2 separate regions of the Homo sapiens genome follow, and region 1 is linked to region 2. The links are chromatin loops, found by intact Hi-C in ENCODE. Cell type or tissue: ovary. All regions are shown on one strand. Each heading gives the region's core, and the rest is flanking DNA. Links, peaks and the distances in the headings are about the cores only.

Evidence for each region. Peaks named below come from ENCODE experiments on the same cell type or tissue, not always from the same donor. Only the 100,000 strongest peaks of a DNase experiment are listed, where the experiment ranks them.
Region 1: a loop joins it to region 2, with 8 times the contacts of the local background. A loop is called at or near these places in 23 of 110 quality-filtered maps.

Annotation. Positions count from the first base shown.
Region 1 is chr9:37,253,904-37,270,365 of GRCh38, forward strand. The region is part of intron 2 of ZCCHC7 (zinc finger CCHC-type containing 7); the gene reads left to right. Among named protein-coding and RNA genes, the nearest start is that of LINC01627, 130 kb to the right of the region's middle. In ovary, for the core only: no CTCF peak of the experiment used is centred there; no DNase peak of the experiment used is centred there.
Region 2 is chr9:36,853,351-36,869,812 of GRCh38, forward strand. All of the region lies in intron 8 of PAX5 (paired box 5), which reads right to left. MIR4540 (microRNA 4540) reads right to left here and starts at 10,958; the gene lies at 10,904-10,958. RefSeq lists enhancers at 11,437-11,546, 14,590-15,281. In ovary, for the core only: no CTCF peak of the experiment used is centred there; a DNase peak (open chromatin) is centred at 9,002.

The DNA of each region.
Region 1 (16,462 bases), core at 5,708-10,707, 400 kb after region 2:
CACTTATAATTTTATACTGGAAATTAGGAGCTAGTAAACTAATTTCAGTTTTGCCAGTTGTTTAAATTTTTCTTTAACGTGAACCAAAACCTTTTTCGATTCCATTATTATGTTAGTAATAGTAATATATGAGTGTTACCAGAACATTAATGATTGGAATATTTAGCAAAACCCATTAATGATGGTGTGAGTTAAGGACTATCCCTATATTTCAGGTATATGGCAGTTATGGTGAGAACGTACAACCAGAATAATCACAATTTATTTGTTACAGTGAATTCCATTTTACGAAGAACTGGCAGGTTTTTTAATCTGAACAATATTCATACCAACTAACATACTTAAGAGGTACTCAGATGCTTGCTGAATAAATGTAGTTTAAGATAATACTTTTGAAAGTTGGCTGACATAAGAAAAATGGTAATCTTTAATGGGAAATTGCAGCCTTTGGTGTTTATTTACAAAGAGTTGGGAACTTTTTAAATGCTGTTAACCCTTTATATTGGTTTGAATCTCATCTGGGATAATTGAGAAGGCTCATTGTCATTTTGAGGATCCCAGACTCCCACAAAAAAAAAGATGAGAGTGGGGTGTTGACTAGAGAGCTCCAAGTGATAAAATCTAGGAAAGAACACTAAAAAAAGGCGTCAGAAGGTTTGGGTTTAAGCCCGCTAATATGTGTTTATTACTTACCTATAAAAAGATTACTTATCTATAAAAAGGTGATCTCTACCTACTTTAAGAATTACTACATTCATGAAATTAGAGTAAGTATGTGAAAGTACATACGAGTTGAGTATTCCTTATCCAAAATGCTTGGGACCAGAAATGTTTTAGATTTTGGATTTTTTCAAATTTTGAGATATTTGTGTTATATACTTAAAGTGGAGCATAACATTTCCTTTGAGTGCCATGTTAATGCTCAAAAAGTTTCTTTTTTTTTTTTTTTTGGATTTTTGAATTAGGGATACTCAACCTGTTCTTGGAAATCTGTAACATATGGTATGCATGTAAATTGATGGTTCAAATAATCACTAATACTACTCACATTGCTGCCACTGCTGATGCCTTATAACTAGTATCAGAAGAGCCTCTTGGGATGTTTATACTGTAGTCTACCCTTATCTTTAGGGAATACATTCCAGCATTCCCAGTGGATGTCTAAAACTGCAGATAGTACTGAACCCTGTATGCATTGTTTTTTCCTATACATACATACATCCCTATGATAAAGTTTAAATTATAAATTAGGCACAATAAGAGAACAACAAGATAGAACAATTATAACAGTATAGCATAATGTCAGTTAATGTGAATGTGGCACTGTACTCACCCTTCTTGTGTTGATGTGAAATTATGAGATGAAGTAAGGTGAATAATGTAGGCATTGTAAGCATTGTGATGTAGTATTAGGCTACTACTGACCTTGAACACAAGCATTGTGATACCTTAACAGTTAATCTGATAACCCAGATGGCTACTAGGTGACTTACAGGTAGATAAGGTATATAGCATGGATACACTGGACAAAGGCATGATTCACATCCTCATGGGGACAGTGCAAGATTTCATCATGCTACTCAGAATGGCGTGCAGTTTAAAACTTAAGAATTGTTTATTTCTGGAATTTTCATATAATATTTTTGGACTACAGCTGACTACGGGTAACTGAAACTGTGGAACATGAACCCACCGATAATGGAAGGCTACTGTATTTTAATATTTGCCAACACTGAGCATTTGAAATGAGCTACTTTGGCAGGAAAGATTATAAATAATTGAGTAGATATCAATGGATGAGCATCATAGTGCTCTATCAGCCCTTTGGGAGACCATGAGTAACCTATCATTTGGTTTTAGCTCTTTGTCTTGATTCACTTTATCAAAATGGGACTATAGATGACTTGTGGTAGGTTCTAGAGTGCAAGAAATGAGAAAATAAGTGAATGAGCTTTGCCCAGCCACAGATTCTTAACAGTGCTGAGGGAATTGTCCTGAGGTCTTTGCAAAATCCTAAATTAATGATTATCACTATAACAGATTTTTCTTTACTTCTTTCCATGTAACATGTATTTTCTTCCAACAGATATTTTTAATTGACTTCTTCAGATCAACATTAGTAGGTGACGTTTTAATAAGCATTCTACATTGTTTCCAGCATTTACCTGATGAAATTAGGATAAAATGCCATTTCTGACTGGTTACTAGCTTCCAAACAGCAGCCTTGTAGAACCTGCCATTCAGATTCATGAGTCAGCAGAATTTATAAATTATGATAGGTCATGGATCTTTGTTTTTTTCCCCAGATTGTCAAAAACACATGCCAAGTGTTGTGCAGCTTTATGTACTCTTTCTTTATATACTAGCCAACAGCCTACAATGGTAGTTCTCATCGTGTGGTCTGTGTACCTCTGGGAGTCCCTGGTTCCTTTCAGTGTCCCTTTCTTCAAGGTCAAATCTGTGTTGCTAGTAATACTAAGAAGTTATTTACCTTTTTCAATGTGTTGACATTTCCACTGATGATAAGGAGTAAGGAGTAAAAGTTCTGGCTCCTTAGAATGAATGAAGGCAATTACATGAAACCTTACTAATAATATTCTATATGTTATTTCTACATGCCTGTAGTTTTTTTAAAAAGCTAGTTAGTTTCACTTAGGAATGTTCTTGAAGCAATAAAAATAATTTTATTAAGCCTCAATACTCTAGTACATGTCTTTGAATATTCTGTATGATGAAACGGGAAGTACTGTACACACAAAATAAAACTCGGTGAACCAGTATTTTCCACATGACCCATTCATTATGTTACAAAATTATGCATGAGTGAAAATTTCATTTACTGTCCAAGAGAGACCAATTTTAGATTTTACATTGTAACTAACTTTTAGGAAACTATCACCTGTTAATTTTGGCCTAGTGTAAAAGAACAGTTTCCATAGGTATGGTAAAAAGCAATTGAATTACTGTTTTCTTTTTCAACTGCATAACTGTGTAATGCCAGATAATCTTCATACCATAGGGGAAAAATACTTTTTTTCAACCCTCATAGATTCTTCATTGGATATGGATACCTATAACAAAAGACAGAAGTTTATTGACATGTATATTTTATATATACATGGGAGACACCCATGGAATTAGTAGTTTTCAAGGTGGCTTTGAATAGAGCATTTTCAACAAAGAACAGTAAGTTTTTAGAGAATACAAGACTGAGGAAAAGGACTTTGAATCTGTAGCCGTAGTAAATTTTGGAAGGGCAAATCAATATGGCGGGTAGAGGCTAGTTGGTGAAGCTTATTAACACAGATTCTTTTCCAGGCTAAAGTTGTCTTCAGTGGTTAACCTTTGTTTCTCCTAGTAGAGAGGTGGGCAGGATACCTTTTGTCTTTGCAAATCTATGTCTTGATTTAGGCAAGTGGAAGGCAGAGAGGTTTCTTGCATCTGCTCCTTCAAAACTACCTTCAGTAGAACAATCCTTCCTATTTTGGGGTAGCATATTCTGGTTTCCCAGAACATACTTCAGTCAAAACAACATATCACAGCAGATTAAATACAGAGCCAGATATGACAACTCAACTATTTTCTAGTAAGCCAGATATGGAAAGACATTTGAAAATACAAAACAATGCCACTCTTCTCATTTCGGAAAATAGATTTTTCATAGAAGTTTCACTTTTATTTATTTTTTATTTTTAAATTAGTGGAGAACTATTTAATTTTTTTTTTTTTAGTTTTAATGTCTAGTATGGGAGATACTAATAGTAACAGACCAAATAAACAAAGGCTCTTTGAGGCTCTCAATTTTTAAGAATATAAAGGGATCCTGAGACTTAAAAATTTGAAAACTGCTAAGCTCTCTCTCACTGTGTGACTCGCCTGCTCGCCCTTTGCCTTCTGCCATGATTCTAAGTTTCCTGAGCCCTCACTAGAAGCTAAGCAGATGCTGGTGCCATGCTTCTTTTGTATATAGCCTGCTGAAGAGTGAACCAAATAAACCCTCTTTTCTTTATAAATTTCACAGCCTCAGGTATTTATAGCAACACAGAGATTAAAATCTTATTAGGGCAAGGGGTATAGCTGGTCCTAAAATTGTAAGATTAGGAACTATACTTTGTATTCTAGTTCATAAGTATAAAAGCCCTGGATGAGAAATTGATCTGAGGAAAGCTTTATTGCAAATTAAAGGACTCAGGAGAATAGATATCGCTGGGCAATGGAGGATATCTCATCATACCCCCCTTGAGCAGTTTGCTTTTATCATGACTTTGAGCACTATCCTTTATGTCTCTGTTCCTCAATTTCTCCAGTTATAAAATAGGACCATTTTTACATCAGCGCCTCCTCTCCCTGTCTTACAGGGGTTTGACAAGGATCAAATGAGTTGCTTTAAAGAGAACATGTGAGATAAGATATCTCCTCACAGTAGGTTTCCAGGATCCTGTCCAGGATGATCACAGTCAGCATGGGGTTAATACACAGATTCAAGAGGCATATCAAAGGAGATCTGATAAGATTTAGTGACTGGATGAATACAGGGAATAAACAGAAATTAGTTAAAAATTATTCTAAGGAGCCAGATGCTGTGGCTCATGCCTGTAATCCTAGCTCTTTGGGAGGCTGAGGCGGGCAGATTACTTCAGCCTAGGAGATCGAGAGCAACCTGGGCAACATGGTGGGACCCAGCTCTACAAAAAATACAAAAATTGGCGTGGCACATGCCGGTAGTCCCAGCTAGCTCCTTGGGAGGCTGAGGTGGGAGGATCGCTTGAGCCTGTGAGGTTGAGGCTGCAGTGAGCCGTGATTGTTCGTGCCACTGCACTTTAGCCTGGGTGAGAGAGCGAGATCCTGTCTCTTAAAAAAAAAAAAAAAAAAAAAAAAAAAAGTTTGTTCTGAGGGCTTAATTGTCAATATTTTAGTAACAAATTGGAGGAATTGGAGAGAAAAGCAAAAAATAGATATTTAAAAACCCAGGCTTTTAAGATCAGGATTGTAGGATTGTAGCACAGAAGTTAAAGAAAAGTGGCCAGAAAAATAATTAAGGACAAAACAGGTAGGGCATGGATGGCTGTTTAAGGTTGGCTTTCAGGAAGCAGAGGAGTTTTGTAAGACAATAGGCAAGCATCGAAAAGAAACTTGGATTATTATAACATGTAGCAGAAAAAATGAAAAACAAAACAAAAAAAACTTGGGTTAGCGTCTAATGGTCGGGGCTGGTTATACAATTTGTGGGATACAGTGTGAATGAAAATGAAATGCAGGCCTTTGTTCAAAAAGCAAGGGGAAAAGTACAGTTAAGAGTGCTAATGTTTAAAGCTTTTTTCCTTTGGGAAGAAAAACATGGTAGAGTTAATAGCAATAAATAAGTAAACACAAATTCAAAATTATGTTTGTGGGTATCATGCTTTTATAAAAGATAGTAAATAAATAATACCTTATCACTGTGAAATCTTGATTAATCATGACTTTCTGGCTCTTTTTTCTGCAAATTCATTTTAGTCATCAAAATTTATACTTTTATAAAGTTTCATTTTTAATTTATATAATTGGAAGTAATGTCAATTATGTTTGGCAAATGCAAGATTACAAATATTTTTTGATAATTTTTGATTTTGAGGACAGGCCTTGTACTGATGCCACTGTTAAGAACATTTTATAGGCTGTGACAACATTAGGATAAATTTCTGATAAATTATTTCAAAATCTAAATTTAGAACATCTAGAGCTAATTTTTAGAACAATTTTTCTAAAAGCTTTAACTCTACAAATCAGTTCTGTGTATAGATTTAATTCTAAGTGTAGATTTATACAGGGGTATTTAAATATTCTTTCTGCTATTTCTTGTAACTTGGAAGTTGTACAACTTCCAAGAAACCAAATGACTTCATGACTTGTATATAATTCAGAATGTCTGTTTGTGCATCCTACCTCATATCTTCAGGTATGAAGATATGGAAACATTAAATTTAAAATAATCCTTCTCATTAACAGTTGGTTCTTCATTAAAACAGTTGGTTCTCATACAAAAATATTGTTCTTTTCAACCAAATGTGACAATCTTTATATTCAATTTCTCTTTCTAAAGCTATTGCTATTTGGTTTGCAATGTTGCAGTGGTTTATAAAACTGGAGATTATAAATGCCTTGATGAATTCTGATATATTTTTGGTGCCATGACTTGGATACTTTGCAATAATATGCTGACAAAGGTTTTACTCTCTGAGCACCAACACTTCCTGTCCTGGTCCTTAGGCTGGAGAGTTAATATTTGCGCATATACTGTTAGGATAGGTTCCAGGAAGAGGAGTACTTTGGCTTTCCACTGTATATCCCCAGTGCTGAGCCGCTCTTTCATGGGGCTGCTGCCATCATTGCCATTGCCAATCTGGGCTCAGTCCTGGCCACTGCCTTGAGTGCCCTGTGTTGTCCACGTCTGTCCCAGGTATTCACATTTGGGCCCAGGCAGCCAGTCCAGCTGCTTAGTGCATATGCTGACACTTGACATATTTCCTCTGTTCTGTGCTCCATTGTCCCACTGGTCTTCATCTACAAAGTACAAGTTCAAAGTCATTAACAAGTTCAAGATGGCGACAAAGGACCGTTCAACTAAATAGAGGCCCCTTTTGAGAGCAAGCCCATGTGTGACTGCACAAGTTACATACCTGGTAAGCTTACTCTGCCCATTTATATTGCCGAAGTACTAAGACTACTAAACTGCCTTTAAATTGCTCTGTTCAGGACTTCCCTAAGATGAACTATTTGACCTTAATGGGACCTATATAGTTGTTAGGGGCAGAGACATGGTAGTTTTCATGCAGGTATTCAGTGAGTTTGTTTTAAAACATGCTACCTTCTTAGTAAGACTTGATACTCCTCTAGGAGCCTTATGGAAGCTGAACTCCCTGGCAGCCAGGACTGTAGCTATTGAATCTGACTGGGGTTCTAAGAGGAAGGCTTTTGAAATGGAGTTCAGACAAACTGCTCTATCAAAATACTCTTGTTGATTTAGTTTGCTGTGTTTTATTCTATATCTTTCTTTTAATTACCACTTGGATTTTTATTATTTCTGATCTTTTTTTGTTTGTTCGTTTGTTTTTTGGTTGAAGGAAAGGGATCATAGATTATTATTTAGCTCTCACCACTGGCTGCTTGATATGGATGGCCTACTGTTTATCAATGCCGATAACCAGAGTTTTGGTGGTTGTTGATACCATATATGTCCCCCTTAATCTTGTAATCTTGTACCTATGTGAGAGACATTTTTAAAGAAGAAAATCAAGAAAAATGTCTCATAGCCTCATTTGTCATTTTTTTCTTCTTTAAGACGTCAACAGATTTTTTTTAGAGGAAGTTTCTCTAACTAAATGTCTTTTGTCCTCTGTAAAATGGACAAGAGTTGAAACAAGCAATGTATATGAAAGGTAAAGACGTCAAAGTCAACACACAGACCCCAGATTGCACTCAGCCACTTCTTTGCTTCCCACAGCATTTCTATGCTGTAAAATGCTGTCTTCAATGAACTAGAATTGGAGTTACTGTTTGATCCTCCTCTTATCCTCTTAACCTTGGCCAAAGATATTTACATTATCACTTCCTAACTGATGTGCCACATCTATTGCAAAAATAAGTTGTGGTGAGCAAGATACTGATTCCTTGTGTTCTCAGGGTGGCCTGGCAGGAGCTTCTGGGTCAGTTGTCTGAAGGTGCCCTGCTCCATTTGCCCTAATGTGCTCTATAAACACCTTTCCTTGAACACTGTGACATGAAAAAGGCTTGGAAGTACTACTTTAAACTTCAAATGAAAAACTCACAAGGAAGTGAAATTCCGTAATTAAGCAATTACCTTTTAACCATTTATGTAATCAGTATTGCTTTTGTTCTTTTTCAGTTTTTTTCTCCTAATTTTAGTCAAGGTAAACATCTAAGCAGCAAGTAATATACTGATGAAAATAAATTTTGAGATTTGTAATCTAGTAATTTGTCTTCTGAGTCTTGTGTTAATAGGAACCAGAGGTCTTAGTAAATGAGAACTATGATTCTGGGTGCTTAAATTGTTTTATCCGCACACTCATTGCGTGAAAGATTTCAGCCTATAAGGAAGAAATTATGTCAGTCTAGAGTCTCCTCATTGTAGAAAAGTTCCCATTTTTATACTTTTGATGATAACAAAGCAGCTCCATTGGATTGTGGTTGACAATAGCAATCTGTATGTTTTTGCTAGCAACATACAGATCATAAGTAGAACATATTTCAGAGTTACACATGATCCAAGAGAAAGTGTGCCGAATTTTGAACTTGGTTGGTAGAAAAAGGTGATTTTTTTTTTTTTGGTAAAGAGATTTTTTTAGATAAACTCTAAGAAAGTAGTTATTTACAGAAAGTACACTGAAGTATAAAAAGATAGTAAACATAGTCATAATGACTATAGTTGCTAGCTATATATTCAGTTTATCTGAGGGGGCAGGAACTTTAGCATCATCTTGTTTTATGAACTCTAATTTACTTATCAATAATTTTTCTTACTAGTTACTTGTTGCAATAACTTATACTATTATACTTCATGTGTGGTTTTGATTTCTTAATGGCAGTATCTTCTTTATTAGTTGACTATGGGAAATATACAAGTATAGTGTCCCCTTGTTTGCAAAGAAAGGGATTCGCGTCTTCACAGTTTACTCACAGCTGCAGTGGTGAGCTGCCCTCTCCTGGTCATCTATGCCTTCCAGAACTCCCGGTGGATACCAGGGAAAATCATACATTTTGCCAAATAAATGGATGTTTTAATCATCTTTGATCTTAACATTATTTTGTGACACTGTAGTATAAAGCTCTGCTGTAGCTCCTTACTTTTCATGTCTTAAAAGACATTGTTGACAGAAAAGATGGGTCATCTTTTTTCTCCCACGTTCTTGTAGGCATTCTATCCACCTGAGATTTTTGCCCCATTACTTCAGTCTTAATGGACAAATTTTGTGCCACCCTTGTTTACTAAATTCTTGAGATTTACTTAGAAGATGTTTCTTAGTTTGTCTATCCACTTTGGGAAAAAGAGATTTTCAGAACTGTCTTAAATAAGTGGATTACCCAAGATGTTCTTTTCATAGAAGATTTTTTGTTACATATTTTCTTAAAAATGAGCATCAGATTTTCTCTACTGTTAATAATTCATGTTGTACATGAGTTTACTGGTGATTCTTCTTAAAACCAGTGCTTATGTTTTTATTTTTTTAATTCTCTATTCTTCAATTCCTATTTCTTATAAGCCCATCCTTATTTTAGACTCTAGACTTGGGGACCTATGGGATTCGCATCAGTTATGGTGCTTAACAAAACTTTAATACCAGAATTTTAGAATCTTACTTTCTTGTTGAAAGTAGCAGTTTATCCCAGCCTTTTCCTATTATATACCTTATATTTTGTATATACTCTTACATTTTCTATATACCCTTATATTTTGTATTTTTAAAATGGAAGGAATGAAAAAAAAACCTGTGGTTTTTATCGTATTTCCCATTTATATTTGTACCTTGCTACTAGTTGCTATTTCTATTAAGATTCCTAGAAAACTTTTTATGACATGTTGTTTCTAAAGTTCATATATATTGTAGTAACTCAGTATAACTCATTATTTACTAAGGAAGCATACTAATATTGCATATCCTCTTTAAAATCCTACAGTTAAGAACAAAAGACTAGAAGACATCAGGCCTTTTCATTTATTAGTCATTTTACCTTTTAGACAATTTTATGTAATTATTTTTCACGTGGCAAATTTCATTGTACACTACACACATACGTTTGCAGAAGGGGTGCAAAGTTTTGGATACATGGAAATTTCTTCTTGAGTTAGCTAGAATTTCTTTTCCTTTTTCAAGTTAAGACAGAAAACCCAGCCAATCAATTCAGTTTTGATAGATTTTAAAACCCTAATCAATACTTTAAAATTACTTATGAAGCAAATTATTAAGAGTAACTTCTAAACGTAGAAAACATGAAAATCACATCCAAATTGTAGAAAGAAGTTATTTACAACAAGGTCAGGGCGTGTGCCACTTCTTCCTCCAGCCAAGACCTTTCCTGAACTTGGTGATCATGGATAAACGAGTGCCCAAGAGTCTTTAATTTGATATATGCATTACATTTCTAAGATCTTAAACTAATACTATCTCTTTGCTTGTCTTTGGTGTTGAGATTGTTTAAACCTTTCAAGACCTGATTTTGAATCCTTGCTGTCATTTACTAGTTGTGTGACAGACTTGCCCACTTCTCCTTTATAATGTGGAGGTAATATTCCTACAATGGATGCTTGTGAAAATTAAACATTAATAAGAATATTAAAATGCATTTTGTAAGCCAATAAATGGCATACAAATGTAAATAGTACTTATAAAATAAAATGCGTTTAATTTTTTAAAAATATATGACATTCCCAAAACGGAAAAAGGTATTACAGTGTCTGTTAAACCAGACTTAATGGAATACTTGATTTTTCTTCTCATAATCAACCAATTACATTAATGTATCAAACCTGTGTACTGATGAAGATATTTTAAATAGTCTTTTTTTTTGTGGAGGGCAGAGAATTGTGTAACTTTTATGTATCCCACTGCCTTTTTTATTGTGTATTGTGAACACACCACAGCAGAATTTAAATAGTTAAATATTTGTTGCCTCATTAAATTGTGGCTTCCTAACTTAACTTCAGATTGCAGAGGACTAGAAAAGTAGGCATTTAATATATTATTTTATTTTACGAGTTTTCTTGATACATAATTGGTTTTGGATATATTTCCTCCTAAGTACAGAGCTAGCACCATAAATTACAAGCAGTAACCAGATCTTTTTATATGCCTCACTTTATATTGCTTAGGCAACCTTCTGTATGCTGTTTTCTCTAGTCCTCTCCATAGCAGTTAAACCTGAACTCTCATCAGAGAAGTAAAAATTTCCTGTAAAATGAGTTGTTAAAAGCTATATGTTTGAAGTGTAAGAGCAGGCCCTTCTAATGTTTAGGAGTTAGCTTGTGAAAAAACAAGCTTTTATCTATGTGTTCTTGCATTTCAGTCTGTATTTCTGAATTTATGTATGTGTGTGGCAGTGTAGGGTAGATGATAAATTTTGTAGCCTAGGAAACCTGTATCCCATCAGGAGAGAAAACAGATGTTCTTCCTCCTGGTTAAGAACTACATCTATCCATTTAGCAATTATGAATCTCTTCCCTAGGTAATACTCTTTGAGAAAGGAATCTTTCAGCAGACAGGATCAAGAAGCACATGATTCATTTTTTACATTATGGGAATGAATCCTTTTACATTTGCCTTCTCCTTTTTCATGCTTTCAGTTTAAATAAAAGTAAGTAGACGTTCCAGTTTAAATCACGTTCCAGTTTAAATACCTTACAGGATGAAAGGTATTCTTTACTTCCTAGGATCCTAGGATTCCTAGTAAAGGGATTCTTTCTTACTTCCTAGGATCAGCGAATTGGAGACACTGTCAGAGATCACGAAAGAAAGTTCGTCATTCCTCCCATCCCCAATCCAGTTCAACCAACTTGTTTCTAGCCATGTTTTTATTTAATAGTTTCTGATTTTAGCTTGTTTTGATTGAAATTATATTATCCAAGTCTTGTTTATGTTTCTCTGAAAGTGGCCAAATACTGTTTGTTCTACTTAAGTAGTATTTGCATCTTTTTCTGTCCTCATGCTACCACTGTAGTTGAAACCCTTATCTCTTACCAAAACATAATCTGTCATCTCGTTGCTTCTCTAAATTTCTTCCATATTGCTGTTGGACTGATCTTCCTAAAATAGAGGTCTCATCATGGCTTTCTGTTTTCCAGCGACCATTTTCCTTTTTCAAAGGTATCCTATTGCCTTTAAAATTGAGGATAGTGTGTTTAGCCTAGAATTGACACCCCTCAGTGTTGGCCCTAGTCTGTTTTTTTCAGGCTGTATGCCATAGCACTCCTTCACATGAGCCAAACTGGATGGTTCAGGCTTTGATACTTCACTACCTCTTTTCTCATCCTCAAATCAGTCTCTGTCTTTGTGATACCCATCTTCTCTTCCTTCATCCCCTCCCCAAATCCCTGCATGTTGAATTCCTACTTCTTCCTCAAGATCTTAGCATAATGCCACTTCTACTTCTTCTTTAAGGTCAGACATAGAAAGAAAAGAGTAGGAACTGTATTTACTGTATCAATATGGTAAAAACAACACTTTAATTCCTTTTTTAAACTAAAATGATTTAACCTACTTCATTTATATAGTTCATCCAAAAAAACAGAATGACCTTCCCAAATGCAAATGCTTAATATGTAAAGTTTAGTTACCATATTAAAGAAGATTCTGCACACCATGCCACTTAGGTATCAAGAAATGATGGTATGGCCAAAATGGGCAAAGGAAGAATGAACTATTACAGACAAAACTATGAAACTCAGAGGAGCTCATAGTACAACTGTAAATTTATTTGTTTTTTTAAATTTAGGGATGTGTAAAGAGCTATAAAGTTCTTGACAGGATTTGATAAATCATCAGGGAAAGTAGTTAATGCTTTAGGGTAAAACATTTTAAAATACAGCTTTAAAAATATATAAAAATAGAGCTTTACACTCCTGTTATTAATTTTTAATTGTCTCTTTATGATGCTAAGCATGTTGGCACTAGACTCAGTTTTAAAAATGTCTACCAGCTTGGCATGGTGGCTCATGCTTGTAATCCCAGTACTTTGGGAGGCTGAGGTGGGAGGATCACCTGAGCCCAGGAGTTTGAGACCAGCCTAGGCAATATAGCAAGACTCCATCTCTACAAAAAACAGAAAAATTAACCAGGTATAGTGGTACACACCTGTAATCTTAGCTACTTGGGGGGCTAAGGTTGGAGGATAGCTTGAGCCGGGATGATCAAGGCTGTAGTGAGCAATGATTGCATCACTGCACTCCAGCCTGGGCAATGGAGCAAGACTCTGTCTCAAAAAACAAAGTCTAACAGTGATGTATATGTTATACCAGTGTTATTTGGAAGATAACTTGAGACTTTTCCCATGCATACTGAATTTTTGGGAAATAAATTTAAGTTTTTCTGTATAAATGGTCAAAAAAATGTTATATTGAGAGAGAGAGAGGTATACTATCCGGAATACAGTCTGTGGGATATGCCTGTACAATTAATTTATCCATTCAGGCCCAGTTTCAAAGGCTTTGGAAGATGGGTTGCAAAGTTTATTAATCCTCATCATTTCTTGGCTAAGATAATTAGTATAATATAAAAAGTCTTTGATTCTCTATTCTGATGACCTGTTTTGATCCTTAGAGACAGAACTAAGGATTAAGGTGAGATGAATCTTCTTAGTTTACTAGCCAAAACAGTATACTCAGCCCTAGAACAGAATTCTCTGTCGCTTGTATTTAGCATTCCCTCTTGCTGAAAGTGTTCTTCTCTTTTTATATTTATGATTTCTATTAATGAAATTGCATCTCTGTCTCCCATTTGGTGGTGGGGGGGAGACAGGGGAGAAGAACAGGGCCTTGCTCTGTCTCTTAGCCTGGAATGAAGTGGCATGATCACAGCTCACTTCAGCCTCGACCTCGACCTCCCAAGCTCAAGTGATCCTCCCACCTCAGCCTCCTGGGTAGCTGGGACTACCATGCACGGCTAATTTTTTCTTTTTTTTTTTTTTTTTTTTTGAGACAGAGTCTCGCTCTGTCACCCAGGCTGGAGTGCCGTGGCATGATCTCGGCTCACTGCAAGCTCCGCCTCCCAGCTTCACGCCAGTCTCCTGCCTCAGCCTCCCGAGTAGCTGGGACTACAGGTGCCTGCCACCACGCCTGGCTAATTTTTTGTATTTTTAGTAGAGATGGGGTTTCACCGTGTTAGCCAGGATGGTCTCGATCTCCTGACCTTGTGATCCACCCGCCTCGGCCTCCCAGAGTGCTGAGATTACAGGCGTGAGCCACCGCGCCCGGCCTAATTTTTTCATTTTTTATAGAGACAGGGTCGCACCATGTTGCCCAGCCTGGTCTTGAACTCCTGGGCTCGAGGGATCCTCTCACCTTGACCTGAGATTACAGGTGTGAGCCATTGGGCCCAGCCTGCATTTTCTTGAAGTTGAAGATTTCCTCTGTGATCACATCAACCCAAGATTCTCTTTCTCTAAGCCCTATTAGCATTTCTTATAATGCCATTCAAGTACCATCACTAACTTGATTGGAAGTTCCTCAGAGCAGGGACTGTGTTTCAGATTTTTTGTTCCCCACAGTGCTTAACACAGAGCCTAATACAAAACAAATTCTGTGTGAATTTTTTGTGAAAGCTCTTGGTATCTCTAATGTGCTCTCAAAACCAACTACTATTATAAGATAATTAGATTTTACTCACTACCAGATTTCTCTACCTGGCCAATAAGGTTTGCAGAAGTTCCAGACCTATCAGGTGTTTATTTGCAAAGAAACAAAGTAGTAAACTTCAAAAGTCATGAATGTACTCTTGAGCCCTGTCCTCACAGAAAAAAAAAAAAATAAGCAAAATTTCTATTTTTTTTTTTGAGACAGAGTCTCGCTCTGTTGCCCAGGCTGGAGTGCAGTGGCGCGATCTGGGCTCACTTCAAGCTCCACATCCCAAGTTCACACCATTCTCCTGCCTCAGCCTCCCAAGTAGCTGGGACTACAGGCGCCCGCCACCATGCCCAGCTAATTTTTTGTATTTTTAGTAGAGACGGGGTTTCACCGTGTTAGCCAGGATGGTCTCGATCTCCTGAACTTGTGATCCGCCCACCTCGGCCTCCCAAAGTGCTGGGATTACAGGCGTGAGCCACCGCGCCCGGCCGCAAAATTTCTACTCTTTCCGAGGGGCTAATGCTGTTCTCAGCTGTGAAACTTTATTGTTGTCAATTCTGGCATTTAATTCTGAATAGGGTGCCATCACCTTCACTACTCTATTCATGTGGTCTTTCAACAAATGTATTGAATACTACTGTATGCTATGTTAGGGATAAGAAGTGACCCAGACTGCTATAAGGGAAAGATAAAACAGTAGTATGAGAGTGTATAATATTCTAACGTAGTATGGAGGCCAAGGAAGGCTTTTATGGTGACGTTTAAGCTGAAATCCAAAAGAATTAACTAGTCGAAATGGTGAGGCAAAGAGTGTTTTGATCCAAGGAAATAACATGTGCACCCTATCTACTAGAAGGGATGAATTATTTGCTTGCTGTCCTGAAGGTAGGCCATTGTGGCTTGAAAGAGTGTGAGAGAGAGCATGTAGGGCAAGATGAGGCTGGAAGAGTAAGTAAAGATCAGAAATTTCAGGCATTGTAGGCCATGTTAAGGTTTTGAACGTTATTTTTAGAGCAGTTGCTAATGAAGTATATGAAGCAGGGGTTATAGGAGCAGATTTCCATTGTTAAAAGATAGCTATGCTTCAGAAAAGAGAATGGTGAGAGGGCCTGTAGTACCTGCAGAAATACCAGTTAAGAGGCTACTGGGAGGCTGAGGCAGGAGGATCACTTGAGCCCAGGAGTTTAGCCTGGGCAACGTAGTGAGATCTCATCTCTACTAAAAATTTTAAAAATTAACTGAGTGTTGCAGTGCGTGCCTATAGTCCCAGCTACCAGGGAGGCTGAGGCAGGAGGATCGCTTGAACTGGGGAGATCGAGACTGCAGTAAGCCATGATTGTACCACTGCATTCCAACCTGAGCAACAGAGTGAGACTCTGTCTCAAAAAAAAAAAAAAAAAAAAAAAAAAAACAAAAGAAGTTCTAGGCATGATATGATAATGTTGTTATCTTAGGTTAGTGAGGTGACAGTGAAGAAAGATTATAACTGAATTATAATTTTTTAAAGTAAAATCAACAGAACTTGGTATGGAACTATTTATGGGAGATGAGGAAGAGAAAAACAACTCCTAGATTTCTGATTGTGCCCTGCGTATGCTAAGGAAATACTCAGAAGGGACCAGTTTTAGGAAGTGCATTTGAGGCACCTAGGCCAGTTGAATTTGAGTGGTCAGGTCAAGAGTTTTATATCTGTGAATCACAAGCATAGATAGGCAGGCTAACTTAGGGTTTCAGTTATCTGAGGAAAATAGAGGGCTTTGTTGTTTTATTTGGTAGCCATTAGCTATGTGTGTATCTGGTCTGAATTGAGATGTGTTATAGTCTAAAGACTGAAAAAAGGCTGTAAAGCATGTTATTAATAATATTTTACATTGATTACATGTTAAAATATTTTAGCTATATTGTGCTACATAAAATATATTATTAAAATTAATTTTACTTGTTTAACGTGACTACTAGAAAATTTAAAATTACCAATCTCACATTAGTGGCTTGCATTACATTTCTGTTGGGCAGTGCTGGTATAGAAAAGCAAGCTTAGGATTGGGCCTTGAGATATCCCAATACTGAATGTCTACATATTATCAGAGTCAAGTTCTTGGCATTTTCGTGTGAAAAGACTCAGATACA
Region 2 (16,462 bases), core at 7,046-12,045:
ACATTGTCAACAGCACAGAGAGAAAATTCTCTCATACTGAAGAAGGGGGCCTATTGACCAACCGAGAACCCAGCTATCTGGGGATGTAACTGAGTCATCCCTCCATGAACATAGAGCTCTGAGGTTAGCACTGACAGCCCCAAACCCCAATGGGTGAAAGAGCCCCTGACCTGCAAATTCAAAGTTTCTCCAAAGCCATTACACAGAACAAAGCTAGAGGAATGTATGCTGTTTCCTCAAAGACACAGAGAGAAAGCAGAGCCTTAAGAAATTTCAGACAAATGGTGGGTTTCCCCCAAACAGTACTGTCTTCCAATATAGAAGACGTGACTGTAAAAACCAATGCACTAACTAGAGAACACTGATTAAAATAAAAAGTTTAAAAAGGGGTTATGATAAGATGCACTTAATGCAGCTGTCCTGGAGATCCCAGAGGCAGAAACATCACCAGATTCAGAGGTGTTTTCAGCTTCCCCTTCGCTCAAAGCTCAGAGATGGCAAGAAAGTCAAAGTTTCCTAAAATTCTCAGAAGTGACAGGTAAACGGGCTCAGTATAGCTCTTAATTAACCCAAAACGACACCTGCCAGATGACGGGGATTTGCAGAGCGCACTGGGGGCCGACCCCGTCTGCAGATGGTGGGCTCCCACCTCTGCTCCAGACCTTGGCCGGCTGCAATTAACATATGGAAAGTCTTTCAAAGTGACTTCGCAGCCAAGTTCTGTTTCTGAAGGATTCAAACTGGGCTTAGAGAAAATCTTTGCAGAGGAGGAGGAGGAAGAAACGATTTGAAAAGGACCATGAGGTTTCTTCAGCTCCTCTCCATGGCTTTGCAGAACTGCATGAAATGCCTGGTGGCTCAGGGATCGGCGGCTACCCGGGATGTTGCGGGACCAAACTGTTGACGACCAGAGTGAGCGCAGGCACGGCATCACACGTAGCCACAGCCAGGCTTTCATAATACACATGTATAGACACTCCCGATATACACGTACACATGCATATAATGTATCTGTGTATGTATACGTAATAATATGTATAATATTTATAATATACAGATGTATGTATGTTGGATGTGTACACACACACATACACACACACTGGATTCTGGAGCTGTGTCAAAGCCTCTTAGAGTGACCTTGGACAAGTCATTTCTCACCAAGTCTCAGTTTTCTCATCTGTAAAAGTGGTGTGTTTGGAAGAAATTGAAATAAGTGACCTCCAAGGGCTTTCAGCTCTCAGAAGCTGTCTTCACTGCACCCACGCCAAGCCTCTCCCCCTCGCAGGCCAAGGCTTCTCACCGTTCCTCTCTCCACAGCAAGACCTTCCTGGGCTCCCAACAGGGAGATGAAAACCTGAGCTCAGTAAAGGTCAGCCTGTCGGCCCCGACAGCCGTGCATCGATCCATTGCTGGGAAAAACCTCTCTCCCACCAGCTCAGGCCAGCCACGAGGGCCTTCAGAAAAACAGAGGGAAGAGAAAAACCGAGAGAGAGGGTGAGCATGAGGGGCAGAATGCACAATGTGTCTCACTTCTGTTTCTCCCGAGAGCCGCGGACCCCACAGCTGGACGGCAGGCCTGGGTGAGCCCCAGGGAGCCTGGCGTGGAGGCCAGGACTCTGCCACCTGCCAGCTGTGCGGTGGCCAAGTGGCCTTTCTGGGCCTCAGTGTGATCCTCTGTAAAGAAGAGGCTGTTGTGTCCCCTTCCTGTTGTCTACAACTACAAAAACCCAAATCCAAGGATCCTCTAGGGAATTCAGTGGAAACAAACTCCACTGCGGCATCACGGTGCCTCTGCCACAGGGCACAGGTCCGACTCCACCAGCTGGCCATCCATCACAGGCAAGAGCTGGGGGCCTCGAGACACATGGGGCCAGGAGGAAACAATTGATCGGCTCCTGGTGTTTGAAAGGGGCAAGTATCAGTAGCCACAGGACTTCCATCTATCTAGATCTGTTGTACTTGCCTCCAAGGCTGACCTTTCTTTCTGTAACCTGCCTGGCCCCTGCAGGCATTTCCATTTGAGATCCCTGGCTATGCCATGGCACATTTTGAACAACACTGGTCCAAGTTTAATCCATTCTGCTGCTGTGGTCCTATTCCAAAATTCTGTCCTGTCCTGCCCTCATCTAAGCAAACAATGGGCATGTACAAATGACCCCCCTGAAGCCTCACTAGGGTGCAAGATAACACCTGATTTGTGTGCATGCGTGAGGTGGGGAGGGGGGTACTGCAGTGCCCTGTGCTGGGAGTGCCCACAGGTAGCACTTTGTGAAGATCAACACCCCAGACGCCGCCTGGTGGCGGTCAAGGCCCTTCAGGGGCTGGTTCCCATGGAGCTTCTCAGCCACACCTCCCACTGCCCACATCCTCCACTCCACCCCTACCCGCCACAAGCCATATTCCAGGCCAACCACACCACCAGTTGTTCTGCACACCTACTCCACGGGGCCGTTTCCATCTCTCATGCTGTTTCCTTCATCCCAAACACCACCTTCCTTCCCTTCCTCATGTCCAATTCTCCTATTTGTCAAGACCCAGCTCAAATACCACCTCCTCCAGGAAGGCTTTCTGGATTAATCATCCCAGCTGAGAGCAGTCCCCCACTGGTCCCTGAGTCCCCAGCCCTGGGTCTATCACTGCCCATGTCCCAGGGCACACAGATTCAGGGCTGTCTGTGACCCTGTCTTGTTTCCCCTGCTGTTGGGTCTGGCTTCTCCTCAATGGCAGGAACCAAGGCTGACCATCTGTGACTGACAGGTCCCTGCAGCCCCACCCCCAGCACAGGGCTTGCCCACAATACCAATGCAGACTGAGTGAGCACTAAGTGTGCCCAGCAGATGTTCCTTGAGCCAGCCCCTTTCAGAGTCAGAACAGAAAAGGTCGTGAAATCCATGCTGGAAAGAATTAGTGAAACACCAGTCCCGATCTTTGCTAGAAACATGGAGACAGCAAGGCAGAGAAAGGGAATAAAACACACAAAGAGAAGTGGGCTGTGTTTACTGCAGAAACCACCGTGCAGGTCCCATGAGTGAAAAGGGACACTGGTGCTCTCCTGAGCGGCTTAGCTCCCACCTGCAGGCCTCAGTAGGCCTCCCCTGCCACATAATGACAGCACTCAGTTCGGCTCACTTCAAAAGAGTGCAAAAGTACAAGCTAAAATAAAGAGACACAAATTTTCGTCTTTCTTTTTTCCTCTTTTTTTTTTTAGGCGGAGTCTCGCCCTGTCGCCCAGGCTGGAGTGCAGTGGTGCAATCTCGGCTCACTGCAAGCTCTGCCTCCCAGGTTCACGCCATTCTCCTGCCTCAGCCTCCTCAGCAGCTGGGACTACGGGTTCACGCCTCCACACCTGGCTAATTTTTTGTATTTTTAGCAGAGATGGGGTTTCACCATGTTAGCCAGGATGGTCTTGATCTCCTGACCTTGAAAATACACAAATTTTCTAAAGGGAGAAGCAAAAAAAGAGCAGTACCAGACTGAAGCCGGATTACAAAGATAGGAAGGCTCTAGGTTTTGTCCTTAGCACCTTTTCTCTGCATCCATTTGGCCACTGGCAGATGCTTGGCCTGGAAACCCGAAGAGTCTCTTTGAACGTCTAGAATGTTGCCAGAAGCCCCCATCCCAGGGCCTAACCCACTTGGCCCCAGGTTCTGCAGAGTTGAGTAGGAATAACATTGAACTACATTCCCAGGAAAATCCAACTCATGTATTCATGATAAGTGTCAAATAAACTCACTAGGTTCTCGTGTGTCTAGCCTCAACTGGGTTTGTTCAGGCAGTCATACACACTTCCCATGGGTCTACCTGGAGCAACTTCAGAGTTGGAATGAATGATTTAAAAGGTAGGGCATGGTAGAAAGTAACATCTCTCCCCAAGTTTCTAAAGTTCTTCACTGTCCTCCTATACTAAATTTGGGGAAAACTTATCTTAAGCTTTGACTTGGGGACTATGTTTCACTTTTAGACTCCTATACTGGTGATGCTGTGTATTTTGGTAACTCCATTTAATTCAGCATCCACTGTGGTCCTACTCCATTCAGAGCTCAGAGCTAGGCCCCCAGTAAGGCATACTCAGTGAAATGCGCCTAGGCTTCAATCCTCAGGGAACTGCCTGCATTAAAGGGGATTCTTAGACCCAAAACTAGACATTCGGGTGCCAGCAAAAGGCAAGATGGATTCAGAAGCAGAGTAGAAATGGAACTTCATACTAGCTAGGGTATCCAGGAAAGCTTCCTGTAAGAAGTGGCTGCAATGTGGGCTTGAGGACATTCAAATGTTGTCATTTAGTGGGTACCGAAATCTGTCCCATCACCTGCCAGCCCAGGCTGCATTGTTGAGTCAAAGTGTACTGCCTCTGTCCCCAGGGAAGGGAGTCCTCACTTTCTTTCAAGAAAGAGGCCAGTAAGCAGGACGCACACGGTGCTGACATGGAATGGGCCACAAAGACACGACTGTCCTTGCTTTCAACTCCCCAACAAGGCAGCTGAGAATGTAGGATACTGGCCGATAAACCCAAGGCTCCTGACAGCTCTGAACCACGTCATGGTTTTTGTAAATAATTGTAGAAAGGGGAGCGCTGATTTTCTGCACAGGCATTGAGGGCAGGAGTGGCTGCCACTCCATGTTGGTAACTGGGAGGTGGTGGAAAGCCCCTGGGTGTGCAGCCAGTCAGTCCTGGCCAAAGCCCAGCAGCCACTTAGCTGGGCAGCCTCGAAGAAGTCTCCTGAATCTCTGAGTCTGAGTTCCTAATTTGCAGTATGGTAATTACAACACTCAGAGGACTAAATATTGATGCATTTCAAAGTCCTTTGTGAATTGAAAAGTATTATACAAATGTGAGGAGCTATTTGATACTTAGCTCAATCCTTGGCACACAGCACATGCTTTGTGTGTCTATTGCAAAAACAGATACATTGGGACTTTTTTTTGAGCAAAATTATATTTCAGGATGTTTTTCTCATATTTCAACAAATGCCTAAAATTCTTGATTGTAAGGAAAGCCTCAAACTAGGAGTCCAAGTCCCTGATCTTCCGTCTCTACCCATCCCTTCCAGGTTCACTTAGCCTCAGTTTCCCCAAATGGACAATGGCAGGGTGGGAAACAGACAAGATTGGTTTCCAGTCTTTCTGCCACTAAGGAATAGTTTTCCTCCCCCCAGTTTCTGCCCAAATGACTCTTTGCTTGTTAAAATTATGAATCCAATCCCATACCTTTTAAAAATGTTCTATGAGGCTTTTTCTGTGTTTGGGCAAATAGATAATTTCCACAAGACTGACTGGAAAGCTAAAACCAGCCCCCAGCCTCTATTACTGGCTCCCAGCCTCCAAAAATGGCCCAGCCCCCTCCAGCTTGGAGACCCTCAAACCTCCTGGCACATTCCCAAGGCCTTCAGGAACTCCTTCGCTCAGCCCAAAGCTGACTTACTTTCCTGCGGCCCAGACCTTGGCCTGTCCCTCAGAGCAGCCAGGGGTCCTCCTTGGAAGAAATCACCTCCCCTGGCTCTGCTGGGCTCAGCGCTGAGGCCTGAATGTCCCGCCGCTGACTAATGAGACGGAGGGTGAAGGTGTCATACCTTGCTGGGAAGTCGCAGTGCTAGTCCCGACCTGCGCTGCCTGCCATCAAATTTTAATGCTTCTGCTGACATATTTATGGAATGCCTCACCAAGTGTCTGCGAGGAGACCAGACAAGATTTACCTCCACAATTACTACCAGGACGCTCGGGGTTCACTGTGTGCTGAGAACTCAGCAGCACAGAGGCCCCGATTTCCCCTGCACCCCGAGGAGCGCGCTCAATTCTGCACACCCTTCCTGCCCCCGGCAAGCCAGGCCTGGGGCTGGAAGAGGCGGAGATGAATCAGACACGGTCCCTGCCCACGGAGAGCCCACAGTCTGCGGGAGGGGCAGGCGCGCACATAAATTACTTGCAACCCTGGGAGGCTGGGGCCAGTGTGTTTGTACAGGTATGAAAGCCGGGCCGGGCTGAAGTAGGGAAGGGAGAGTTATTTCTCCTAACAGAGTCAGGGTCAAGGAAGAAGCCAAAGACCCAGGCTGGACCACCCAGCTGCTTCGGCTCTCCTGGTCACTCCTCTGGCTGAAAAAGCTCCCAGGGCCTCTCCCTCCCTCCCCCTGCCAGCCTCAGGGTCTCAGTGGCCCCTCTCCTTCAGCGTCTGCACCCGACATTCATTCCTTTGGGGTTCTCTCTCCCAAGGCTGACTGAGAGTGGGATGTGCCCCCTCCTCCCTCCCCGGCTCCTCACCCTTCCTCACTGTGTCCGCAAATTCCTGTAAGTTTTACTGCTCTCCTACAGCAAAGCTGCCCTGAGGGGAGGTGGAGGCGGGCAGGAATAATGCAGTGACCCAGGCCAGTGGCTGTCAAGCCTTGCTGCACATTAAGAATCATCTGGGGCTGGGTGTAGTGGTTCACACCTGTAATCCCAGCACTTTGGGAGGCCGAGGTAGGTGGATCACGAGGTCAGGAGATCGAGACCATCCTGGCTAACACGGTGAAACCCCACCTCTACTAAAAATACAAAAAAATTAGCCAGGCATGGTGGTGGGCACCTGTAGTCCCAGCTACTCAGGAGGCTGAGGCAGGAGAATGGTGTGAACCCGGGAGGTGGAGCTTGCAGTTAGCTGAGATCACGCCACTGCACTCAAGCCTGGGTGACAGAGTGAGGCTCTGTCTCAAAAAAAAAAAAATCATCTGGGGGCCGGGCATAGTGGCTCACACCTGTAATTCCAGCATTCTGGGAGGCTGAGGCGGGTAGATCACGAGGTCAGGAGTTCGAGACCAGCCTGACCAACATGGTGAAATCCTATCTCTACTAAAAATAGAAAAATTAGCCGGGCGTGGTGGCACATGCCTGTAATCCCAGCTACTCAGGAGGCTGAGGGAGGAGAATCACTTGAACCCAGGAGGCAGAAGTTGCAGTGAGCCAAGATTGCACCACTGCACTCCAGCCTGGGTGACAGAGCAAGACTGTCTCAAAAAAGAAAAAAAAATCATCTGGGAAGCTTTAAAAATCCAGATGACCAGGCCATATCTCATACTAGTTCACAGGGAGCTCGGAGTAAGCGGGGGGAGGCAGATGGTAATATTTGTCGAAACTTCCAAGGTGACGCCAATGTACAGCAAGTTTGAGAGACAGGGGGCAGGGACTCGGTACTCAGTGTGCAGCATGTTAGAGGACAAGCCTCCTGCACCCACCCTCAACTCTATGAAGCAGAATCTGCTCTCTGAGATGATCCCTGATGATTTGGGTGCAATAAAGCTTGAGAAGCACTGATCCTTGTTAAAGAGTTTCGCTAGCGTCCTCAGAGGCATGCTGGTGTCCAGTTCCCACGGCCTCTGAAATGGGGCCCCTAAGGAGACTGGCTTCTAAGCAGGCAGCCACCATAAGCTAACCACTGAGAAGGGCTGGCTTCTATGGGAGACTCCAGGCAGGCCACAAGGCAGCCGCCACCATGACTCAGTGAGCTTGACAGGGCCATTCCATGGAGGGAGCTGAATTAGGATGACCCTCACAGCTCCCAAGGCTGGACCAGAAGGCAGGAGCCCCATGCAGTCCTGTGCTGATGAAGACCCATTTTTTTCTAGGAGATTTACACTTTCATATGTATCCCCTGTGACCAGCCCACACACCTGGCTGAGAGATGGCTCTGCAGGGAGGGAGTCAGCAGGAGGGGAGGGGAGGGAAGAGGAGGGGAGGAAAGATATCTTGGGAGGCCAAGGAAAGATAAGTGAAGAAACCACCTAAGAGGGCAAATGCAGGGCTCAGTGGGAGGGGCCCAGAGATGTCCTGAGGAGCCCTGGTGGCATCTGCCTTGACACCAGGTCCACTGCAGACAGTCGCAATTTCATCCATCCATTCATCTATCAGATATTGAGTGAGGGCCTACTAGGTACCAGGCCCACTGCAGACAGTCGCAATTTCATCCATCCATTCATCTATCAGATACTGATTGAGGGCCTACTAGGTACCAGGTCCTGAGGATATAGCCCTGAACAAAGCAGATAACAGTCCCTGCCCTCATGGAGCTTATATTCCAGTGGTACAAACAAAACAGTAAACCAGACAAGTAAAAACAAAGCGTCCGGCATGCTAGATAATGATGGGTGCTAAAGAGAAAACATGAAGCAGGAGACAGAATAAGAAATATTGGGAGGAGGTGGAATTTTAGATGGAGTGACCGGGGATGACTCCACTGAAAAGGTGACTTTTGAAGAAAGAATGAAGGTAGCAAGAGTTTGCCATATGAATATCTGTGGGAAGGGCCCTCTAAGCAGAAGGAACAGCAAGTGCAAAGGCCCTGGGGCAGGAGTGTGGGAGGTGTGTGGCTAGGACAGCCAGGAGGCCTATGTGGCTGGAGAGAAGCCAGGGTGGGGAGAGGGGAGAGAAGGCCAGGGAGGGAAGTGGGGAGTGGGAGATAGGTCAGGACTTTGGCCTCTACTCTGAGTGTGCACAGGAGGGACGTGTCCTGACTCCAATTTTCACAGGCTCACTGCAGCCACGTTGTTGTGAATAGACTAAAGGGTCATGACTGGCAATGGGGAGACCAGGAAAGAGGCTGTTGCAAGGATTTACTGTAAGACTGACCTTCCCACTGAGTGGACACCTCTGGCCCTTTCTATCCTAATGCCACAAGACTGGGAAGGGCCAGGCCATGTGGCTATGCAAGCAGAGGGTCAGCTGGCCAAAGCCAAGGGCACTCACGGAGCGGGGCCAGGTGTGTGGAGGCAGCTGGTAGAGGGAAAGCATGCTGAATTCTAGTCCTGGCTCTGCATGATCTTGGGCCTCTCTACCTCTCGCTAAGCCTGTCACAAAAGCCATAAAAATGGGTCCCTACGGGGTTGTGGTGAGGATTCTAAGAGAAGATGGGTGTGGAAGCTCTGGGTAAACTGAGGAGGGGTGTGGGTGCGGAGTCCTGTCTGGCCACACACCAGGAATGCAGGAGGACGATGCATCCCGATTCTCCACAAGGGGGAGCCTGGTCAATTCTCCCGCCCGCAGCAATGAACTTCGCAGGCAGCAGTCCGGCCTTCCTATTTCAGAAGTCCCCAGCACCGCGTTCTGGGGTGGGAATAGATGCGCCCCTGAGAGGTCCTCATGCTGCTTCAGATCCTGTGGTTGGCAGATCATGTTCTCTCCAAAAGATGTTCCACACAGCCCAACAGCAGCGATTTGAGAGGCTGGCACGTGGATCCATCATGCTATGACCCCCAATAAACAAACCAAAAAGAAGATGGAAAGGAAAAGCAACATAGGAAAGAGAAGCCACCCCTGGCTGGGGGCGTTTGGTCTGAAGCAGGTAGGTGGGCGGCTTTGGGTTCAGCCCTGCCCAGGTTTGCGTGCCTGTTTCCCGTCTTGGCCCACAGGTTCTTTAAGGTGGCTCCTTACATGTTCACTGGGCATCTGCCCTGTGCCAGTCTGTATGCTGGGAGCAGGTGGTCCTCCAATGCGGCAGAAACTCAGGCTCATGAGCTCCCACCTACTCTCAGGGTCTCTTTCGCCTCTCCATTTATCTGAAGGTTAAAAAGGCCCAATAAGATGCCCTTAAAACAGACCAAGGGGGCAGGCAGGGCAGGCACGCAGGGAAGGGCAGGTTGTTCATTGCACCAGAGTCACCGGCTGACTGGACAAGTGGGGACTGAGGTCCAGCCTGCTCTACAGCCACCAAACCCTAAGTCCTGGCGTGGGGCTTCATCTGCTCAAGAGAAGGAAGGAACAAGGTGCTGAGAAACAGCCTGGGGACAGCCCAGGGGAAACTTTAAGACAAACCCTATTGCATGATCTCTCCCTCCTGCGGTAGCTGCTTCACACTGCTGTCACAGATCAGGAGAAAAACGTAAGGATAAGTCCAATGGATCTTCAAAGACAGACCCGCCTGGGTTCTTTTTTTCAATCTGTATTTATTTTATTCTTTTATTTTTTAGAAACAGGGTCTCACTCTGTCGCCCAGGCTGGAGTGCAGTGGCACCAGCATAGCTCACTGCAGCCTCAAACTCCTGGTCTCACACGAGCCTCCCGCCTCGGCCTCCCCGAGTGCTGGGATTACAGGTGTGAGCCACTGTGCCTGGCCTCAACTTACATTTATTTAGTGTCAGTGATGTGCCGGGTACTATGAGGGGCACAAATCATCTGTCAGGTGATGTCATCATGCCTTTCACCAATGCAGAAGCCGAGGCCCAGCACAGTTCAGGAACATGCTCTAGGGCACATTGCCAGGCAGAGGCAGGCTCCAGCTCTCAGGCCCCTGTGTTTTCTCTTGTTAAAAGGGCTCTAGAACCAGTGAGCCTACTAGGCTCTATCTTGGTACTATCACTTGGGCAAGTTACTCTGTGCAAGCCGATGCCTCCACTTCCTACTCTGTGAAATGGGATAACATCAACAGCAGCCTAATGGGAGCATTGCAAAAAACACGCAGGTCGGGGAATGAAAGGCAATTAGTGCAGGACTGGCATATAGAAGTGCACAGTAGGGGCCGGGCGCAGTGGCTCACGCCTCCAATCCCAGTACTTTGGGAGGCTAAGGTGGGCGGATCAGGAGGTCAGGAGCTCAAGACCAGCCTGGCCAACATGGTGAAACCCCGTCTCTACTAAAAATACAAAAATTAGCTGGGCATGGTGGCATGTGCCTGTAGTCCCAGCTACTCGGGAGGCTGAGGTAGAAGAATTGCTTGAACCCACGAGGCAGAGGTTGCAGTGAGCCGAGATTGCACCGCTACATTCCAGCCTGGGCATCAGAGCGAGACTCTGTCTCCCCCCGCCCCCCCAATAAAAGTGCTTAGTAGGTGTCAGCTACTGCTACAAAGCAAGCCCTTTTCCTCACAGGAGCCCTGGGAAAAAGACCATAAAAGTGCAGGCTGAGGTACAGAGACAGAAAGGTGACTTCCCTCTAAGGCTGGTAAACCTACAGGCAGGACTAAGGCCAAAGGTGCCAAGTCCTGGTCCATGCAGCTTCTCAGCCTCCCTAATTCTCCACTAGAGCCTGAGGAGTTCCAGGAGTGGACCTGGACAGAGACGGTCCAGGTATGGGGGAGGGCGAGGAGCAATGTGTTAAGTCAGGACTGGAAGACAACGAGTGGGGAGCAGGGCAGGACTTGAACTTGATCCTTGTGGATGTGCAGGTGGGAAAAGGTTGTCCAGAGTCCTCATGGGGCCACTGTCAGAACCCACCAGCTGTGAGGGTCCCCGTGCCCCAGCCGGACCCTGAGTCAGGGGACCCCAACTCCACCCTCACCTGCCCCCATCGGCCCAGGCCAGCTAAGGCTGGTGGGCCTGAGCGTGGGCCAGCCTCCCCCCTCAGCCCACCGGCCTGCCTGCCTCCTCCGGCCTGGCCAGCATGGTGGCAGGCCCTGCCTGCTCCCCTGGGAGCCTGCCGCCAGGGCTGATGGCGCTGACGGAGGGAGGGAGGCCGCCAAGCTGTCAGTCTAGAGGTGCCCCTCGGAGCCCCTCCTGGCTGGAGTGAGGAGGGTGGGCCGGCGCCGGAGCCGGGCTGTCAGGGCCTTCACAGAGACGAGGCCAGAGAGGCGCTGCCTGACAGCTCGCCCACCGAATTAGGACCATTTGCATGCTAATTTCCAGCACTCTAACGGGCTGGCAGGCGGGCTGGGGTGTGGAGAGTGTGCAGAGAGAGGCACCGCGGCCTTCCCGCCCGCGAAGGAACAATGCTTGACTGATCTAGCTGCGTTAACGAGCAAATTATGGTAATTTTGTTATTACAAATGCATAGAAATTTCCAAAGCAGGCAGCCATTCAGGGCAGCTCCCTGCTCCTCCCCACTCCTAAATACAGAGCCCCCTATTTGGAAACACAGGCCAGGCACCCACTTCAGAGACCAAGATTTCCAGGTGCTTCCCTCAGTTCTCCCAGGGAGGCCCAGGGTGAGCCCGGCCAGAGCATCCATCGAGTCAGCAACCCTCAGCTTCTGAGCTCCCCACACCTTGCCCTCTTGTCCCCCAGTAGTCTCTGCCTAGCCCCTGGGCCTAGCAATCCTGCAGAACCTCCACATGCAAGCTGGTTTCTTTCCATCTGAGCAGGTAGCATGGGCGATTCTCCTAGGTCTTGAGAAATTCATTCAGTCATTTCTGTGCCCATTCTTTGAACTAGGCCCAGCACCCAGGAGGGACTCAGGGATTGTCTGATGAATGAATAAGTGAGTCAAGGAAGAAGGGAGGAAGGGAAGAGAGGAGGGAAGGCAGCGGGAGAGGCTGGGGAGAGAGGGAGAGAAGGAAGAAATGGAGGAAGACCAGAACATATTCCGCAAATGAAGATAATCAGGAGACCCCACACGGCCAGCTCACTGGTGGTATAATTAATCCAAGACTTCACTAGCGGAGTTTATTTGCCAACTAGTAACCCCTCCCAGTATTTATAATTGTCCACTGTCAAAATCACAATTTGCCCCAGTTTTTCTGGTAGTCTTCTTTTGATTAAAAGTATGTTTTTGGAAGCCTGCTCTGGTATGCATCCAGACAGGAGCTGTTTCCAAAAAAGTGAGCTCCCACCTCCTAGCAGTGAAGCGTGGGTCGCTCCAGAGCAGGGCTGGGCACAAAGGACGGCTCAGTGGTGCCACGCTGTGAAAAGCAAGTCTGCCCATCCTCGGGCAGGTGGGGTGGATCTGCATCCACTCCTGCCCCACCGGGAACCACTGGCAGTCCTCCTGTTTTATGACAGGGATTTCAGGTTGGGGCTGATGTTATTGAAAGGTCAGGAAGGTGCCTCAAATCCATTTTGGAAGTCAGTGGGGAATAAATCATCAATTATGGAGGAAACCAGCGGCTAGGAAGGTCTGCTCCTGGTGGCTGAAGAAGCGCGGGCGGGCCGGGCCTCACCAGGGAGCGTTCGAGGCAGAGGCCTAAATAGAAGCCAAGACTTCAGAACCTCAGTTGGGGTCGTGGTCAGATTTTTCTATCTGTCTGACTTTCTAACTGGGTCACAGCTTCCAGAGGGAAACTGAACCCAGGAACAGAAAACAATCATTTCTTTGTGTCTGGCTACCTGACTCTGGGTAGGGGAGCTGTGCCCCGGCGTACCTGCAGGTCTCAGACCAACCTCGGCCAGACCTGGGGAGCCCACCGTTGCCTGGATCCACTGAGGCACAGAAGCCTGAGACTTAAGAGAAGATGTTTTTGTAGCTGGCCAGGTCCCAGGGCCTGGGAGAGGATCTGCATTCAGGAAGAGCACAACAAAAGTTGGGGTGAAGGTGGGGGTCTCGATTTGTGTTGCTGTAGAAGCCAGGGCATCCAGGAACCGTCCTTTTTATACCAGTTCTGCACAAGGACAGGAGACAAAATAGCTTCTTTTTTATTGCTTCGGTGAGGAACTGAGGGGGGTGGGGACAATAGGGCAGAAAGAGGGCCACCTGGCTCCCCCTCTGACTTGCCATATGACTTTGAACAAGTCCTTTCCTCATCCTCATCTGCACAGCCCTGGGTTGATTTCTAAGGTTGAGTCCAGCCCTGTCCATCAGTGATGGACGGAAAAGCAGCTACAGAACACACAACGGCCTCTCCGTTGAACACACAACACGCTCCACACAGGCACAGCCCAATCTACACAGGGCTAACAGCCTTCAAAGCTTCTCCTGCAGAGCAGATTTCTCCAAAGCCAAAGGCAAGGCCCTCGGCTAGGGCCTCTGTTGAATCAATGTCTTTGCCGCTGCCCCCAGTGGCCAGCTCTACAGCCTACAAAATGTCCTGGATGGGGTGGTGGGGGGGGGGCCTTGGTTGGTCTCCTGCTTCCCAAGGCTAGATTCCAATTTCTTTGCATTTGTTTTTCCAAATGTGTCTGGCTCGTTCCTGGGGAGTTCTTCTCTACCCAGGAACCCCACACCCGCAGTGCCCATGGAAAAGCTATTCATTCACAAAGGTCCAGTGCAAAGTTGTAGGGGCTATGGGAAACTGCTTCAACCCAAGACTCTTCGGTATACACCTGGTGTCCCCGCTTAGACCTGCTCGTGCCACACCCTTCTTTTGCATCACACAATGAAAGCAATTTCTGGGCTGTAACACAGTGTTTCTAAGAGTCACACTCCAAATTGGCAAAATCCTTCCCTTGTCATCTAGACTGAACCACTTGCTAGCAAACCATTTAAGCCTCAGTTTTCACCTCTGTAAAAGGGGCTACCGTGAGGCTCCACTGCAATTATACATGAAAGGGGCACATGAATAGCAAAGCTCCGTCCAGGTGGGGGTTCGTCTTCTTAGCAGCATTGTGAACAAGACCCCACGATGGCCACAGCGGTCAGAAACCCTGCCCTGGCAGGACAATGCCCAAGGCATTTTTGGCCTGGGATTGCTCTTCAGGCGAAGGGTATGGTAACACAGTTGTCATTTCACATTTTTCCTTCCTCCCTCTTTTATCTCTCTTTCTCTTTTCCACTCCTTCTCTCTTCCTTTCTTTCTTTCTTTCAGCCCTGGATTTAAGTCTCCCTGTTTCGGGCCCTTTATTTGTGCCCGTTGCACATAGACTCCTTATAAAGAAAATTCATTTGTTCAGGGTCACCGCATGGTTTTTCATTAAAAACAAATTACCCGCATTCAGGGAGGACATCTGGGCTTCGCGGGTCCCATTAATGACTATATTTCCAGCCTCCCAGCCTGGTTGGGCTCCCCTTGCCTGTCACCCCGCGTTCCCGGCCCCGGGAGGACAATGAGAGTGACAGTCAAGTGAAAGGGAAAACATGAGGGATGAGGGCGAGAGGCAAGTCCCCCGAGAGGGGAAGGAGGGAAAAGTGAAAAAAATAAATAACTCAAACAGAGGGTAACAAGGGCCATTGTCTCAGCGTCTTCCTGCTAGAAGCCAGAGCAAATATTGGAAGAAGGACTGGGGGCGTGCCAGTAGCACTCAAGCCCTGTTTAATTACACAGTCCGACCCTAACTTGCCCTGGACTCTGGACCGGGCAAGATGGGGAGGGGCATGTGCTGTATTCAGATAAATCCCACCCACAGCTACTGAGCACCTACTGCAGGCAGCACCTACTGCAGGCAGGGCCAGGATCTGAGAGGAATTCCGGGCAGCCCTGACCTCAGACGCAGCCAGGAGACGGGCGCACGGGGTCTCTATGGCAGACCATGGGCAGTGCCCGGGGGGTGCACACAGTGGGGAGATGAGGGACTGCGGTGGGGGGCTTCCTGTAAGAGAGAGCCTTAAATTTGGGTCTAGGAACATGTGTCAAACACAGACAGGTGAGGATGGGGAGGGAGAAAGGAATATACCAGAATTCCAAGTGTGAGCTCCGTAGCATCCCAGCAGGAAGAGCTCTTCCTGGGCCATAAAAGAACTCGAGTTAGGAAGGCCACCTATGTCCCTGAGGGAGCACCTTCCCTGGCCCCAGAGCCCATAGATAGTCTCAATTTCCTCTCAGTCTCCATGGACACCGGAGGCTCAGAGACCCTAAGTTCCAGGCGCCAAGCCCAGCTGCTCCCTGACTGGCTATCCCCCTGGCAATGCAACACCACCTCCCGAACCCAGTCAGCCTGCCTCCGAGATGGATATGCTCACTCCAACCTCACAACATGCTTTCAAATGGCAACTGGGGCTAACAGCTGTGTGTCCCTTGATAACTCTAAAGCACCATGCAGGTTGGGGGTGGGGAAGCATGGGGCTTGTTGGTAGAATGAGCTTACGGGCATGGGTGGTTTGGCCCCATTTGAGAACACTCTCCTTTTGGAAGGCAGAAGCCAAGCTCCACTGGCTCTCACTGCCCTGAGGGCTTCGGACACTGCCAGAAGTTCTCTGGATAGCAGTATCCCAGGTGGAGTGACCCTCAGGGTTGGAGGCAGCGGTTGGTCCAGATGAAGACTGACAGCTGTCAGGGTCTTGGAGACAGGGGCTGCAGATCCCAGCAAGCCGAAGGGAGTCAAACTCTGACAGCCCCAGTAGATTAAAGCTGGGTTTCGGAAAGACTGCAGTAAGTACAGGAGCAAAGCACATCTCAGAACCTTTGTCTTCATTGTTCCTGCTCTGCCTGAAACACTCATCTTCTCCCTCCTCACTCCACCTCCCACTGGCTAACATATGTTTCTCTCTCAACAATAAACCTGAAAATTGTCTCTTCCTAGATTCCTCCCCTGCCCTAAGGGCAGCACCAGGGATGTCTTGGAAAGCTTTAGCTGTGCCCCTATTCTTTGATGTGTTTTCTCAATCTTAGCAAAACTCTCTGCAAAAGCACCCTCAGACATGCCTCCCACCCAGCCCTACTGTACAGAGATTCCAAGCCCCTCTGTGTCTGACATCCCCAGTCTAGGCTCCATCCCCCTTCTCTGTGTTCCCAGAGTCCCTGGGCTTGCCTGTTACCACAACTGGCCCCCATAGCCCCTCACAGATTTGCCTGACAAGGGTCATGAGTTTTGATCTTGTATCCTTAGGCTACTACCTGGCACATGTAGATGCTCAATAAATGTTGGAAGGGAGAAGGAAAGGAAGGAAGCGATAGTGGATGGATGGGTGGATAAATAGA